Regions from separate parts of the Homo sapiens genome. Here region 2 is linked to region 1. A link is an interaction called in ENCODE POLR2A ChIA-PET data of the cell type or tissue named here. Cell type or tissue: Panc1. All regions are shown on one strand. Links, peaks and the distances in the headings refer to the core of each region. The heading gives the core; the rest is flanking DNA.

Region 1 (2,919 bases), core at 320-2,819:
TGCAACTGACTTCCAAAATCCTCACCTCCATGTTTACTTTTTACTGGCTGCCACAAGCTTGAGAATATCCAGAACTGAACACAAAGCACAGAACATGATCTGATCAGAATTGCAATGCAACCATATTTTCTGTGATAAGGCCTTGTTCTTTTATGAGTATAGATTAAACTCATGCTAGCTGTCTAATAATTTCATGACATTAATAGCCCTTCTATACACATATGGGTTTACTGATTTCCTTGATTTTCTAATAAATTTTCTACTAGACCAATCCAATTCATAATTATTTTTATTACATTCTTCTAGCATTTATAATAATTTGTACTTTACATGTTTAGTTACTATGTTCTATGAGGCATAGTGATCCAAGACACTTTTCTTTTTATATGAAGCTCTTTACCAATGTAAAATGTCACTCTTGTCTTGTTTTAGTGCTTTTAGCTTTAAATTTCTAGTATTAATAATGGTAATTTTTTCCTTGTATTTATGTTAACCTAGCACCTCTTTGTTCCTCTTTTATTTTTCTTTTCTTATAAACAACATATACCTGGGTTTACTCCAATCAGATAGCCATTTTCTATTAATAGGAGGATTTAGCCTGTTCATATTTTATATCACAACTGATATACTCTATTTTATCCCTACTATCTTAACTGTATATTTTCTATTCGCTTTACGTTTTTGCTTCTTCTTTTTCTTTTTCTTTACTTGTTACTGGTTATGTTTTCTCCACTGCTAAGTGAAAGTCAGACACCAATTCTTTCTACACATCGCAGTGCTCTATTTATTCTTCATTTCTGCCCACCCCATGGGACTTTCAGAATCTCCAGGAGATCCTCAGACTGCTTGGATCTTCTTCCTTACCTCCCCTGGTACTCTTAGGTTTCTCTTTGCAGAGTGATTCTCAATATTGAGTCTTACCTAGCGAATTAGCCAAGACTCCACCCATCACAGCCCCTTCACATGTATCCTGAAGTTATTTTCTGATTCAATTGTTATTAAGAGTCTCCTCATGTATTTCCTTAGAAGGGAAAGTGTCTTGGGAGACAGAATCCCTGAAGCCTTGTGTGTTATCAAATTGTTTTCTTTTATTTGGGTAGTTGAAAAGTGTATTAACTGGGTATGGAACTCCTGAGTGACATTTCTTTGGGTGGTTTATAGATGTGATTTCACTCTTTTCTAGCTTCTAGTGTTGGAAGCAGGTAGTCTGGTGTGAATTTATTTTTTTCCTGTAAGTAATTTATTCTTTCTATCTAGGCAGAAACTTTTTGATTTTTCCCTTTATCCGTGATATCTGTATGATAAAAATTGTTTAATCATGTGCTATTGAACATCTCTTTCCAACTCCATGATAGGGCTTCATGTTGGGAGCTTGAGATAAGCTATGATGGGAATCTTTATCCCATTGAAATCAGGATGGTAGACAGACCTTTCTAATGCAAAAAGTTGATCATGCTATTCCACCTCGTAAAACACTCCTATAAGACCCTCCATTTGCTGCAGGGCATAGTCCAAATTACTTAAATTGGTATACAAGGACTTTTATCACTAAACCTGATATCTGCAGCTTTACCTATAGATACTCCCCAACTCCAACAATGAAACTTCTAGGTGCACTTTTAGAAAGGCATCACATCTGCTTAGTTCAGATCTTGGTATATGCTATTACTTCTTTATAGAATACTATCTCTCTACCCTGACTCCATTCTACTCTCTTAATTCCCCCATCCCACACACACGTTTGTGTGTGTTTTTTTGTTTTGTTTTGTTTTGTTTTGTTTTGTTTTGTTTGAGACGGAGTCTCACTCTGTCGCCCAGGCTGGAGTGCAGTGGCACAATCTTGGTTCACTGCAAGCTCCGCCTCCCGGGTTCACGCCATCCTCTTGCCTCAGCCTCCCGAGTAGCTGGGACTACAGGCGCCCACCACCATGCCCAGCTAATTTTTTGTATTTTTAGTAGAGATGGGGATTCACCGTGTTAGCCAGGATGGTCTCGATCTCCTGACCTCGTGATTCACCCGCCTTAGCCTCCCAAAGTGCTGGGATTACAGGCGTGAGCTACTGCTCCCAGCCCACACCTTTTCCTTAGTCTGTTCAGGTTGCTATAACAAAATGCCACAGACTGGGTGGCTTATACACAGAAATTTATTTCTCACAGTTCTGGAGTCCAAGAAGTCCAAGATCAAGGTGCCAGCAGATTTGGTATCTGGTGAGGACCCATTCCTCATAGACATAGCTGTCTTCTCCCTGTGTCCTCACATGGCAGAACGGGCGAGGGAGCTTTCTTGGACCTCTTTTATAAGGGCATTAATTCCATTTATCAGGACTCTACCCTTATTCATTTCAACACATGAATGTGGGGGAAAGACACAAAGACTCAGATCATCATAACCTTCAACTGGTTACTGGCTACTCACCATTTATGTTTAACTTACAGTTACTCACTCTAGAAAACCTTCTCAGTATGTCTAAACCTGAGTTAGTGCCAGCCCTGAACGAGACTCACAAGCATCGTGTTCTTACTACTCCTATAATGCTTCTTATATTTTGTTTTATTTCTCCATTTATTCACTTGTGTCTCATGACAAGCAAAGACTTCTCATGTTCACCACAGTGTTCTGGATACCTAACAGTCACTATTGATTTAGTGAATGCATTTACATATGGATGAATGAGTGTATAAACTCCCGTAGTGTTCAGAGGAAAAGAATCAAGACAGAAAATTGGTGAGAGAAAAGATAAAAAGGAAAAAGAATGACGATTCAAAGTGATCCTTTAGACCCAAAGAGATCATTGATGTAGTTCAAGGGAAGATCAGATCAAATCAGAAGCAGTCATCAAGGAATAACAAAACAAAACTATCTTGAAGGAAAGAAACATTTAAATCCATAAAGCAAAATTATTGTTCCAACTATGTCAT
Region 2 (2,919 bases), core at 211-2,710, 580 kb after region 1:
TCATTTTTTGACCAGAGGCAAAATTACCTACCCATATTCTCCTCTTCACTTAAAACTCAAATGTATTCCAGGTGCAGTGGCTCATGCCTGTAATCCAACACTTTGGGAGGCCAAGGCAGGTGTGTCACTTGAGCTCAGGAGTTCGAGACCAGCCTGGGCAATGAACATGGTGAAACCCCATGTCTACAAAAAATACAAGAATTAGCTGGGCACAGTGGTGTGCGCCTGTAGTCCCAGCTACTTAGGAGGCTGAAGCAGGAGAATCAATTGAGCCCAGGAGTTTGAGACTGCAGTGAGCCATGATCATGCCACTTTACTCCAACCTGGGCAACAGAGTGCGACCCTGTCTCAAAAACAAAACAAACAAACAAACAAAAAAAAGTGGTTCAGGCCTTAATCCCAACACTTAGGGAGGCCGAGACGGGTGGATCACCTGAGGTCAGGAGTTCGAGATCAGCCTGGCCAACATGGTGAAACCCCATCTCTACTAAAAATACAAAAAATTAGCTGGATGTGGTGATGGGCACCTGTAATCCCAGCTACTCGGGAGGCTGAGGCAGAAGAATCGCTTGAACCCAGGAGGCGTAGGTTGCAATGAGCTGAGATGGCACCACTGCACTCCAGCCTGGGCAACAGAGCGAGACTCTGCCTCAAAAAAAAAAAACCTTGTTTTTTTAAGATTTATCTAAAACATAATTCAAACAGGCATTACTTTTTAGAGAAGTTTCAGGTTCAAAGCAAGATTGAGAGGAAGGTACAGAGTTCTCATATGCCCCCTACCCTCACACATGCACAACCTTGCCCACTGTCAACATCTTGTACCATAGTGGTAAGTTGGTTGCAACTGATGAACTTACATTGACATACAGTTATCACCTGAAGTTCATAGTTCGCCTTCGGGCTCACTCCTGGTGGTGTACATTCTATAGGTTTGGGCAAATGTACGACGACATATATTCACAACCGTAGTATTATACGGAGTATTTTCACTGCCTTAGAAATCCTCTCTGCTCTATTTATTCACCCTTCCCTTCCCCCAACTCCTGTCAATCACAGATCTTTTTACGGTCTCCACAGCTTTGCCTTTTCCAGAATGTCATATAGTTGGAACCATACAGGATGTAACCTTTTCAGATTGACTTCTTTCACTAATATAAACGTATGTTTTCTCCATGTTTTTAATGGCTTGATAGCTCTTTTTAGCACTGAATAATATTCCATTTTCTGGATATATCAGTTTATTTTATACTTTACCATTCACCTACTGAAGGACATCTTGGTCGCTTCCAATTTTTGGCAATTATGGATAAAGCTGCTATAAATATCCACGTGCAGATTTTGCATCGACACAAGTTTTCAATTTGCCTGCATAAATACCAATGAGCACAATCCAATGGTAAGGGTACGTTTAGCTTTGTATAGCTTTTTAAAAACAACAAATATTCTCAAACTCTATGTCCAGTATGGTGGAGTAACTTCCCAGAAGACTGCCTTGCATATAGAAACTATAAACACTGCATTCAAAACAAAACAAAACAAAAAAAACCCAAACAATTTTCTTAAGGCTCTAGAGTCGGAGTCGGGTAGATTTCGGCGGAGAGCCAAAACATGGAAGGGGCCGGCAGGGGGTGAGTTTTGGGGCTTTGTGGCTTTGTCCTTAGGGTAAAGCACAGTCAGCGTGGCACAGAACGGTGGAAGCTCCCACTGAAAATCACCCTCTCTCCAGCCTGAGGCAGGCAGAGCCCACTACAAAGTAAGGGGAAAATCCTGGATATAAAACAGCAGAGAAGAAGAACCCAAGTTTCTGTGTGTAACTCTGCCCAAGTCTGTGACTAATCTCTGAATCACTTACGTTCACGGCAGACTGCAAAAAGCTCAGCCAAAAAAAAAAAAAAAAAAAAAAGAGCTGAACTGAGATCTGAGCCACCTACCAAAGGGGAGATAGTTGGCAGTTTGAGTTTAACCATGTTCACTGCCTGCTCAAATTGAAAAGCAGCTCTTTGGAGGAACAGTCCAGAGTCTCCACGACATAACATGCACAATGTCTAAGAATGTTGGGTTACAGTCCCAAAATACCGGATATACAAAGAACCAGGAAATGATGTTGGAGGCCTGGGGGAGGCAATCAAAAAAGACCAAAGCCAAGATGATCCAGATGTGTAAGTATCAAATAAGAACTCAAAAGCAACTATAATTATGCTTCATGATGTTTTTTAAAATGTGAGAAAGATTAGAAATTGAAAATTTTAAAAAGAACAAATGGAAACCTTAGAATGGAAAATTAAAATATCTGAAATAAAGACTCACTAGATGGGCTTTAATATCAGAATAGACATGGTAGAGTCAATAAATTTAAAGCGAATTTTTAAAAAATGACTAAGACCTGTGGAACAATATCAAAAGATCTAACATATGTTTAACTAGAGTTCTAGAAAGAGAGGAGAGAGGATGGCACAGGGAAAAAAACATGTGGGTAAATGGCCAAAACAAAACAAAATTCACAATTCAGTAAAATTCACACATTTAGAAATTCAAAAATCGAAGCAAAACTTGAGGATAAATATGAAGAAAAGCACACCTAGGTACATCATAGTCAAAGTGCTGAAATCCAAAAATAGGAAAAATCATGAAAGCAGACAGAAAAAAACTACACACCACATCTAGAGAGCAACAATTTGCTCTGAGAACCTCAGAAATCATAATGGAAACCCTGAAGGCCAAGAAACACTGGGGCATCTTTACAGTGCTAAAATAAAATAAATACTCAAAAATACTGATGTTCAGAAAAGATATTGTATTTGAAGACTGTTCTGGAATCAAAAGTAGCGTAAAAGAATTATACATCTAACCACTAATACCCAACATTGGTCTTAAGAGTACTCTTTTCAAGAATACCCAAACAAACACAGATGTTCCTAT

What was found. Peaks named below come from ENCODE experiments on the same cell type or tissue, not always from the same donor. Only the 100,000 strongest peaks of a DNase experiment are listed, where the experiment ranks them.
Region 2: POLR2A ChIA-PET joins it to region 1 with 6 read pairs; 1 of 35 experiments calls an interaction of 5 or more read pairs at or near these places.

Annotation. Positions count from the first base shown.
Region 1 is chr9:110,779,504-110,782,422 of GRCh38, forward strand. The region is part of intron 11 of MUSK (muscle associated receptor tyrosine kinase); the gene reads left to right. All of the region lies in intron 2 of LOC107987115 (a long non-coding RNA gene), which reads right to left. Among named protein-coding and RNA genes, the nearest start is that of MUSK, 110 kb to the left of the region's middle. RefSeq lists an enhancer at 2,883-2,919. In Panc1, for the core only: no CTCF peak of the experiment used is centred there; no DNase peak of the experiment used is centred there; H3K27ac peaks cover 217 bases.
Region 2 is chr9:111,355,003-111,357,921 of GRCh38, forward strand. No RefSeq gene overlaps it. Among named protein-coding and RNA genes, the nearest start is that of OR2K2, 26 kb to the left of the region's middle. In Panc1, for the core only: no CTCF peak of the experiment used is centred there; a DNase peak (open chromatin) is centred at 1,769; H3K4me3 peaks cover 663 bases; H3K27ac peaks cover 967 bases.